Regions from separate parts of the Homo sapiens genome. Here region 2 is linked to region 1. Evidence: read pairs that join two places in POLR2A ChIA-PET (ENCODE). Cell type or tissue: OCI-LY7. All regions are shown on one strand. Links, peaks and the distances in the headings refer to the core of each region. The heading gives the core; the rest is flanking DNA. Region 1 overlaps LOC124901029 (a long non-coding RNA gene). Region 2 overlaps RHOBTB3 (Rho related BTB domain containing 3).

Region 1 (5,375 bases), core at 173-5,172:
CTGGTGATGCCTAAGTGCTGGAGCGTGAGACAGTCCCCAGGCCCTGTGCCATAGCTGACATGCAGGAATAGGCGTTGGCACTGGGGAGAGCCAGTCTGCTTGTGACAGAAGCAGCAGATGATCAGAAATGGAGGGCGCTTTCTGACAATGACACCATCATCCCACAGGGAAGGAACATCTGACTCTTGGCTCCCACTAAGATGCTGCCAGAGCGGCTGGTCTCAAAGGGCAAAACAACAGCCCCTGATGGAAAGTCTTCACGACGCAGCCTCCGAGGTCCTTCCGCTCAAGGTAAGAGCCCTGCTTGCCTGGCTCTAACTGGATTCCTGAAAACACTCAGGCACAGGGCAAGCTGAGGAAGGGGTGGTGTGGGGCGGGGCGGTGGCAACAAGTCAGTCTTCTGAATCCCCTATCAAAAATCTGGGAAAGGTAGCTTTTTACAATGAGGGTTGGAAACACTGACACAGAGGATGCTGACTGGGGAGGTTTGGAGCCAACCATGGGACCAGGCCTGTCCATTACAATAGAACCAACAGGGCAACCTGGAGTCACATAGGCTAATCTAAACCAGCCTGACTGATCCCCATGTCCTTCCCAGGACTTCACTGCTCCAAGAGTAATCAGTCACGTGTCTCAGTAGCAGGAATGAAATCTTTGACCTCACAGCAAGTGAAGCTGGTGAAGGAACAGAAGAGAAGTGAGAATAGGTCCATCTCCACAATGAGGGGAGGACAGCATGGAAGAGGGAGTCCAGGCCCTGCCAGCTGAGGAGATGGGGACATAAGGCACAGCTGTGGTAACCCTGGGCCACCACTCTCCAGCGTCCCCAAAGCCTGCTGTGGTACTCTGTGGCTGCCCTCTGCATCCTGTCTGGCTACCAAGGCGAAAGGGTCTCAGCTGTTTAGGCTAGTGCCAGCCATGCTCCCTCTAATGCCTAAGTGAGGGTTCCGAGGCCTCCACTTCAGCATCTGGGATACTACAAGGGGGACCCAGGAGGAGAAGGGGCCCTAAACATGATCAGGGGATTTTGGCATCCAAACGTGTTGGCCTGGAGACTGTGGGGAGCATAGAAGCTTGGAGAACACACAGCAGGTGTTGATGTGAGGCTGGGCGATGGGGAAATGGAGACTGGGGTTGGGAAACCAACCCCTGGAACAGAGGAAACACAACGCCTTAGGCCTTTACATAACCAGCTTTCAACCTGTCTGCACAGGAGAGTCTCCTGGGAAGCTTTAAAAATACCTGTCTGGGCCCCAACCCGGAACAACTAAATTGGAACCCCAGGGGTCCTCTTGGACTTATGCTCCTTCTAGAGACCTTTCTTCCTCAGTGGAAAACCCACTCAAAGGTGTCTTTTCCGTCTTTGCCGGAAGGCAGAAAATTCACTTGGCACACAGGCTTCTCTGCCAAGTCTTGGGAAGTTTACCTACTCTGTGAGGTGCTGTTTCACTATGAAATTTACTCCCCGTGACGTTCAATCCAGGAAACTGAGTCTCAAGGACCCTGGCTAACAACGGCCCTCACCTCCCTTTGGGTGTATCCCCATTTATTTATGGAAAGTATTTTCTGCCACGTGAAGCACAAAGATTTACTGAGAGGAGGGTGTAGCAGAGTGGTGGGTTAATCCTGAGTGGAGTTGCTTTGCTGTGCAGGTAACTTCCTCTTCCCCCTTACAGCATGAACAGACAGGCCTTTGTGTTCTGAGTTCTTGATTCCCTTGTCCTGGGTGTGGAATGGACAAACACTAAGCTCTTTTGCTTTTTAGAATGGAGATATTGTTTTGAAATGTAAGCTGGAGAAAGGTAGGAGACAGCAACTAGGCTTTGAGAAGAAGGGAGTGGCCTGGCTCTGATGGTAGAGAGAGAGTGGCCAGTCTTGAGTGGTGGGGACTTGCATGCCACTCACCATCCAGCACCCAAGTTGAGATGTACATCTCAGGTGAACTGAGTGAACTGAGGCCATGGACACCTAGGGATGAGACCCGGAGTCTCAGGAACTGGGAGCCAAGTGAAAGGGCCAAAGACCTCGTCTGACCTGGAGATGGTGGGGGCCACCAGAGGAGCCTGCAGATGGGGGCATCGTCCTGGGGACCTGGACAATAAGCAGCTCACTGGCTACCATGCTGCACTAAAGGCCCCTGCCCAATGTTCCTGAATGGTGGAAACTCTAGGACTCTAGACTTCTTTGATCTTCCCAAGGGAGGGATAAGCACAAGGTGATTGGGGTCTGGGCCAGATTTAATTTTCTTTAGAGAAATTAAGAAATGTGGCAATTGTGTTTTTTTTTTTTTTTTTTTTTTTTGAGACAGAGTCTCACTCTGTCGCCAGGCTGGTGTGATCTGGGCTCACTGCAATCTCCGCCTCCTGAGTTCAAGTGATTGTCTTGCCTCAGCCTCCTGAGTAGCTGGGACTACAGGCACCCGCCACCACGCCCAGCTAATTTTTGTATTTTGGGTAGAGACGGGGTTTCACCACGTTGCCCAGGGTGGTCTCCATCCCTTGACCTCATGATCCGCCCACCTCAGCCTCCCAAAGTGCTGGGATTACAGGCATGAGCTACCGCGCCCGGCCAAAATGTGGCAATTCTTATGCTCTAGGGTAGTGGAGTGATTCACACGACCTATATAGATTTGTTGGTTTAAGCAGATCATTGAGGGAGGGCGTTTCCATCCAGTGGCTTTGAAGAAGAGGGTAGAATTAAAGTCTGGTGTATGGCATGAAAAAACCCAACAGAGCCAAAGGGGTGATGCAGGAAAGCCAGGGGAGGAGATCCTGGTAGCAGGTGTTCTAAAAGGAACTTTGGAACCAGCAATAACTAGCATTTTCTGTGGGATATGGATCTAAAGCTCTTCTGTTCCTCCTCTAGGGCATCTTCAGTGAAGTTGAACCTGGTTCCCCAAAGTTTACATGTGATGGCTTCTCTTACCCCAATTCCTCCTTGGAAAATTTTTAAAGTAGCTGTGATTTATTGTTACAAAAACTCCTATAGAAATGTGTACTTCCTCTCATTCCTGACCCCTAGCTTCAGTTCCTCTCCCCAAAAGCAACCACTGTTACCAGTTTCTCGTTTCTCCTTCTGGGGATGCCCTTCATGTATTTTTTCTTAAACAGTATCATTTCTGCTGCTGTTCCACCCCAGCCCTGGTCACTTCACAATTGACCTTGAGCAGATGTACCCCTAACTCATTTTTAGAATGCTACTCACAATTCCATTTTGTGAATGTACCCTCATACATTCAACCAGTCTCCTGTTATTGGAGTTTCCAACATGACTTTCCTTTCTGTGTGAGTGTTTTCTTTTGGAGAGCTCAGAGGTACCTGGGGGGTACTCAGGAGCTTGAGGTCAGAGGACCCAGAGAGTTGAAATCCTGGGGAATTGCTAATATTGGGGAACTTTGGGGTTTCCCCAGCCAAGGCATTGGAGATTTGAGGTGATACTAAAAATATCTCAAGGGTTGATATTTCAGTTTTTTTCCCTCCTCTGAATCCCAGAAATTTCTGGACTAAGCTCCCCTTATGTGCATTAGTGGAGAGATGAAGAGAATGCACCTTTACATGCCCTGCAGTCTGACCCAGAGGCTCTCCATAAAATTGGATTGAATTGAATATACCTTATGTTTGTGAACAAAAATATAGCATTTGTTGCACAGTTTTTTTTTTCTCCTCTGAATCTTCCAGTAGAGAATGGCAATCCTTGCAAAGACCTTCCTATTAGTTTTGGGAATCAGCAGATGGTGTCCGACATGCACTTAATTTGTTTTTTCCTTCCCCCCAACTCTGGCCCCGTCTTTTTTAGGCCCTGCTATTTTGCTGGGCTGAGCAGTATTCCTGCCTTTCAACATCACCCTGAAGGCTCTGACCTGTGAGTACTGATTCACAGGCGGTGTTGGAGGCACTTTAAGATTCCTGCCATGTCATCCTGTTCCTCTTCTGACACAGGCAAGAGCAGTAATGTTCCAGTTGGGCGTTGACTTCTTCCAGGACTGGGTCAACATTCAGGAATTATGAAACTAGTTGCCTCATTTCCTCATGATCTGAAAACCCAAAGGCAATTCCCTCAGGAGGAACAAGTGGGTGGCTGCCATATAGACACCAGCTGGATATCCTCATAGTCGGAGTTTGAGATGAGGAAAGGGTGATGCCCCTTGATAGCAACTTAATGCACATGGGGCATTATTCTGACACACAGTGACACACCTGGCTGTTGTTACTCCTCTTGGATTATTCCATCCCTTGTACTGAGAGCAAGGCCAACCCCAACATGATGAAGCAATTGGTTGGGAGGAAGGTTTCCATAAAAGAAAGGAGAAAGAGAATGATGCAATCTCCATTTTTGTTTCTTCCTCACCTAGTTGAATTCTATAGCAACATTAGCAGAAACACTAGATCCAAGCTCAGGATTCCCAGTTGTGGTGGTGGGAGAGGTGCCCCCAGGAAGTATTGTAGGACTCCTGGAAGTATACACAGGGCTAATGCTAGGCTGCAGTTCAGCAGCATGCGGCAAGGACCAGCAGCAGTTCTGATTGGTTGGGGCCAACGCGATCTGGGGCGTTAATATTTTAAATATGTCTAGATGTATTCTGATATTTAATATTACATAAACATTTTATATGTGGAAAATAAAGGAGGGGAATTTTGTAATTCAAACTACAGGAACTGGTAGGTGAGATGGAGTAATGCAAAAATCACAGTGGGAGGAAAGAAATCCCTGGGGACCACCCCAGCATTTGGGATGGTGATAGTAAGAATTTTGCACATATCAGAAGGGCACATGAGTAAAATATGGTTGAGAAACACTACATAAAATAGAGGTGGTTCTGGTTTGATACCAGCAGGGGTGATACATGAAGAAAACCCATTATAAATCTTCCGTGCATGCCGTTGCGGGGTGGTGCGTTGTCAGACATAGAGATTGAAATCACTCAGCCTTGTGGTCATGAGGCGTGCCAATGGCTTTCCTGAGTCTTTGGGGGCTCCTGAGCAGTGTTCCAGGCACCCTCGTTTGTTCTCACCATTCTGTGATTTCAGGCTCACGTGTTGGAAAAGGGCTTCCTGAAGTAGAGGCCCACAGAAGGCACTACAGTGTGGTGGTGAAGAGCGTGGTTTCAGTCCCAGGCAGACCCAGTCCCAGTTCCTCGGCTGCCACTCACTGGCCACAGAATGCAAGCAAGTGACTTAATCTCTCCGGCCTCCAGTTTCCTCTTTGGTGAGGGTCACAGGACTCACCGCAGAGGAGAGGGGAGGAGCATTTGAGATGATATACTGATAATGTGTTTTCCACAGGGCCTGGCCTAGAGTAGGTGCTTAGTAAGTGGTAGCTGGCACTGCCAGTGCACAGGAGTGAGAGAGCTTGTGAGTCCCACTTCAGCCACAGAA
Region 2 (5,375 bases), core at 183-5,182, 80 kb before region 1:
GAATGTCACAGTTCAGAATTTAAGATTTTGAAAAACTAACATGTTTACATGTTAAGAGAAAAAAGATGTTTTTAATCATATGTTTAAGGAACTGTGAGGGATGTGACTTTTGTATGATAATTTTCTGTTGAAATTACATGAATTATTCAGTAGGCTTCCACAATTATTATTGACTACTTTCAAAGGCATATGAGCACTCTGACGTCTTATATCCTTTTTAACATAGTAGCAGTAAAATAGCTAGATGTATCTCCAGTGGCTGATCCTGCCTAGCTTTCTCCTAGGGGGAGTGCTTTATTTAATTGCAAAATTAATACAGGCAGATGGAAAAAAAGAGAAAGAAAAGAAAAAAGTTATCCTTCTACCCTAGACCCTTTCCCCGGAGTCATTTACCTGTTGTAATTTTTTTATGCACTCATTCTGATACTGTTTGAAAGAGATTAATATTCTGGGGACATTTGATTAATAAAAGTGTAATCCTAGGTATCTGCTGCTTTCCAGGGATCACAGGCCGTTTCCCATGGCTGGAGCGTAGAGTGAAAGGTGATGGCTGGTGGGTGATGAGGTGGGCAAGGCCTGTGGAAGCTGTTCCTGCTGCTCTTAGACTTGTGCTAGAGTTTTAAGCATGATCAGACTGGGCTTTAGAAAGCTCATCTCTGGTTGTGGTTGCAGGGTGGAACAGTGCGGCCAAGACAGGCATTCAATCAGGAGGTCCCATTACTCTGGCGATCAGCCTCAGGAAGGCCAACATTCAGACAGTGGGTGGCCCTGCCATTGGCCCTTCATCGTCTAGACCAGTGCTTTTCAAACCTTAAAGTGTGTGCAGATCATCTGAGGATCTTGTTCCTGTGGAGATTCTGATTCAGTTACCTGGAGTGGGGCATGAGATTCTGCATTTCCAGTAGTCTCCGAGGTGGTGCTGGATCTCTGGACTGCCAGAAGCAGCTGGAATACCTGCTTTTGGAAGAACTGGGAACCAGCCAAAACCAGCAAACTAGGGCCTAGAATTCAGTGCAGAGGCCCAGGAAGGCTACCAAGTTAACAGCTTAGGATTCAAAGTAAAAATGGGGTGAGCTGTAAGGCTGACTGATGCAGTGCTATTCAGAACTGGGGCTCTCAGTGCCCTGTGTGTCCCTGACGCGAGGAAAAATGGATGCCTAGTGGTTGGGTGGAAATTAAGTAAGCCTGGAATAGGGATCGGAGGGCAGGCAGGCATGATGGTGTGGAGAGCCTGCTGAGCTACAGGTCTTCAACCAGTTCAGAGTCCTGGCTTCTTAACCTGACACTGACCCGTCCCATTTCGGCTGTGATCTCTCCTTGTACGTCACGGCCAAAGCCGGAGGTGCTGTCTGGTCTGAGCAGGGGCACGGGCCATTGACCCGGGGCTGCAGAGATCCAGATGCTGGTTAAGGAAAAGGGAAAATAACTGGTTCTGCAGGTATCTATTTATTATTCTTTAATTATTTACAGATTACAACCTCTGGCTCAAGGAAAAGTTTCATTTACATTATGTTAAAAAGAGATATCAAAGCTGTATTTGCACAGAAAAGACAATTTTGAAAAATGCTGAAAATTAAGAGAAAAAAATTTACCCAGATTCCACTATCAACAGAAAATGTTTAAACATTTATTGCTTTGTTTGATCCTCTAGTCATTTGTTTGTGTATGAATAAGTGACACTGTTTTTGAAAAAATGTATTTTGTAATCAAATCAAACAAAAATTTTAAACCTACGTTTTTCTCAGAGACTTCAGTAAATGGGCCAGGCTTGTTTTGTTTTGTTTTTGTTTTAACATTTTTAAACCTGTGAATAGAATACAAGTGTTAAGGCACAGTTATGCAGTGGTTTTCCCACAGAAGTGCTGTGGTCTGCCCTTGGGTTATGCTAGAGAACCATTGAAGACAGGAGTTGTTTGTTTGTGTTCCCATCAGATGGGTTGGTAAAGCAGAGGTTGAACTCCATCATGTGCTCAGGAATATTTGCCTTGAGCAAACACGGGCTAGAGAGTTATAATAAGCCTATCTCCTGTCCTTGTTTTTTTTTTTTTTAAAGAACCAGATTACAAAGAATATCTTAATTCTTTTTAAATAACATGCTTTTTTTAACCTTTAGGAATTTGAAATTTGGTGTGTGTTATGTCACCATGAACATTTGGTTCGTTATTTAGGAGCGACCTGTTTAACAACAGTCCGGTTAACATTTTACACCTATCTATTCCTATTCAAATTTTTGATTCAGTAGACACAGTCAAGGTATATCTGTTTTGTATACGTTAGTTTTCTATTGAATAACAACAAACACTGCATAATGTATAAGTACTTAACTACTAATCCTAAGGAACGAGGAGTAATGTGATAAGTGAAGCCAGCCCTTTCCTGGTCTTCAGGGAGTAATTCTTACATGGCATACAATTGTAACATTCTTATAATACTTGATACAGTGTTATGGTTGCACATTCTTGAGTCATATGATCTCAGATGGTTAGGAAGTGAAGTATTTGTAAGAACCTCAAGAATTTAGCTTTGAGCTCTTCCTGCCACAGATGGCCCTTAGAGTTTCACATCACTTATTGAAATGCCATCTGAGTAGACAAATATGTGGAAGCAAGCTTTCATCTTCAGTTTACATTCTCCAGTTCTTAGAATCATTCCGTGGCATGTCCTTTTCTGTATTGCATAAAAACACAGCCTAGTATACATGAGTATACCATGCGCTCTAAAAGTCTAAGTGGATTCAGTGCTTTAAGAAGTTAACTAAAGAAAATCCCAGTCAGTGATGCAAGATGTCATCCTGCCCTTGTCTGCAGTTGATCAATCAGTAAAGTTATGCAAGATGAGTAAGTTCTGGAGACCTGCTGTATGACATTGTGCCTATTGTTAATGATATCGCATTATATACTTAAAGTTTTCTAAGAGGGTAAATCTGATGTTAAATGTTTTTACCACTGGAAAAATAAAAGGAAAGTCCCAGCCTTAGGATTACTGGTTTATTAGGACCTAAAAGTCTCAAAGATGACTTGATTAATGTTTCTAATTATGAAAACAGCCCAATCAGCAGTGTGCTCTTGAGAATTAGTCTTACTTTCATTTTCAGTGAGTGATTCTTCCTGTGTGTGTTCTCAGACAGTTCAGTGGCCTGTGGGGATTTACCTGCTACTGATTCCATCTATTTAGATTATTTGATGCTTGCTTGCTTTTAGATAATCTTCTGAATGGAGATATTTTATAGGTGTTTTTTAGTTAATATGCTTTTACTTAAATAACAATGTAACTTTTACATATATAAGTATGTAAAAGAACACAGAGACAGTACTTATGTTCTTCTTTAGATTGGATGAGTGCAGACATAAAAAATACTTACATGTTCCCTTTCCTGCATACCACTAACACTGGGTTTGGATAATGGCTGAAATTTCTTTCCTTTTTCCTCTTTTTTTTTTTTTTTTTTTTTGAGACAGGGTCTCACTCTGTCACTCAGGCTGGAGTGCAGTGGCATGATCATGGCTCACTGAAATCTCCGCCTCCTGGGTTCAAGCGATTCTCCTGCCTCAGCCTCCCAGGTAGCTGGGATTACAGGCAGACGCCACCATGCCCAGCTAATTTTTGTATTTTTAGTAGAGATAGGGTTTCCCCATGTTGGCCAGGCTGGTCTCGAACTCAGTGGTTGAAATTTCTAAAGGGAAAGCAGTGGCCGTCAGCAGCATACCATGCACATTAGGGTCACCAGGGAGAATTTTAAAACACTGATGCCAGGGGCTTCAGGCCCAGAAATTCTAATTCACTTGATCTGGAGATGAGACCTCCTCTCATGGTATTTTATAAAAGATCTCAGGTATTTATAATACACAGGTATGGTTGATAATCACTGGCATAGAGTAATTTTATTGATCTGGGATCCATTGGCTTCTAAGGGGTTCTTACACTCTCACATTGTTATACTGACTTTAATGTTTGTGTGCACATGAAATTTTCTGGTCATACAATCCCAAGAATTTATGAGATGGGAAAAGAGGATGTGGCCACACAGTTAAAAAGCATTCATGCAGAAAGAGAAAAACAGAAATCATAGAGCTCTTCTACACTACACAGCTTTGAGAATTTGAGGAGGAAGGGGAGCAATCAGTGAAAGCATAAAAAGAGCTAGCAAAGGCAGAAAGAAGCAGTGGTGTGCTGGAGCTGGCACCAGCTTGTGAGAGCCCAGTTGTGTTTATCATCCCCATTTCCTTGTTCTGTGATGTCATGTTGATAGCATCAAAAAATGGCAAATGCTACATATCATTTGACTCCCTCCCCCAGGAGACACTGTAAGTATTAGGAAGGCCAGGTGGGGAGAAGTTGAAAGGATATGCATTAGTGCTTAGTGCTGCAGGGCTCAGCTGTAAGAGCCTGAGAGCTTCTGGACTTGCAATCTGCCCCTTCCAATTGGATTTGGTTTTAGTTGGTACAGACTGGCTGCAATTGCCTGATCTCATTGGTTTAATAAGTGTTTATGTGCCTGCCTCATTCCCCAATATCCATGAAGGCATCTGGTGAGTGCTGAATACAGGAATGAAAACATCAGAAGAAATGAACTGAGAGCAGATAAAAAAGGGTCTTGAATTACCCAGAGAGGTGAAGTGACTCATCACACTAGTAGTTAATAGCTGAGGTAGAACTGGATCCTAGGTCTCCTAACTATACCGCCCACACTAGGCTTCTTGAATTATATTTTTATGAGATAGGACCTTCTATAAATCATAGGATGGATGCGTGTAATCTCTTGGAATGTCATGATCAGATTCGTGCTTTTGAAAACTCACCAGCTTTGAGTAATAGGATGGATTTGATGGGGAAAAGGCTGTTAGGAAGCAGGGAGGTTGGATAGGAAGTTGCTGCAGACCAAGTAAGAGAAGTCCTTGGGGAAAAGGTCAGCTTTTGCTGACCATAGAATAAGAATTTTGCAAGACATAGAGGAAAAGAGGCTGACAGAGTGGGAGAAGTGAAATGAGCCTAGGAAGAGAGTTTTGAAGTGGGCTAGGGAAAGGCAAAGGACAGTGGGGTGATTTTGCTCCGATGACATGAGCTACGTGGACGAGTAGCTCCCTTCCTCAGGCTGGTTTTGTAGAGTTGGCTCTCAAGCATCCCAGTCTGCCCCTGACAATGCTTGAGACCTTCTGAATGCATTCTGTTGCTGCTGCATGTTCCTCTACCTGATGATAGTCACTGCTGCCCATAACTGGTAAGATTTAATTCACCCTTGGGAAAGACCACATCTACCTTTTTACTCAGGGCAAGTAAATAATTTGGGTGCTGGACCACTTGTCATGGGAACTCATATTCTGACCATTGCTGTTATCACTAGCTGCCCACCTATTGCAGAGAGGTAGCAGCAGTCT

What was found. ChIA-PET counts read pairs that join two places held together with the same protein. Peaks named below come from ENCODE experiments on the same cell type or tissue, not always from the same donor. Only the 100,000 strongest peaks of a DNase experiment are listed, where the experiment ranks them.
Region 2: POLR2A ChIA-PET joins it to region 1 with 8 read pairs; 4 of 35 experiments call an interaction of 5 or more read pairs at or near these places.

The regions. Positions count from the first base shown.
Region 1 is chr5:95,838,153-95,843,527 of GRCh38, forward strand. All of the region lies in intron 1 of LOC124901029 (a long non-coding RNA gene), which reads right to left. LOC102724720 (a long non-coding RNA gene) reads left to right here. Exons shown (of 3, transcript NR_157807.1): 2 at 168-291. Among named protein-coding and RNA genes, the nearest start is that of LINC01554, 11 kb to the right of the region's middle. RefSeq lists enhancers at 4,829-4,948, 4,959-5,068. In OCI-LY7, for the core only: a CTCF peak has its summit at 5,167; a DNase peak (open chromatin) is centred at 5,139.
Region 2 is chr5:95,757,910-95,763,284 of GRCh38, forward strand. All of the region lies in intron 6 of RHOBTB3 (Rho related BTB domain containing 3), which reads left to right. Among named protein-coding and RNA genes, the nearest start is that of RHOBTB3, 29 kb to the left of the region's middle. RefSeq lists an enhancer at 2,645-2,694. In OCI-LY7, for the core only: no CTCF peak of the experiment used is centred there; DNase peaks (open chromatin) are centred at 2,522, 3,102 and 4,302; H3K4me3 peaks cover 1,336 bases; H3K27ac peaks cover 2,523 bases.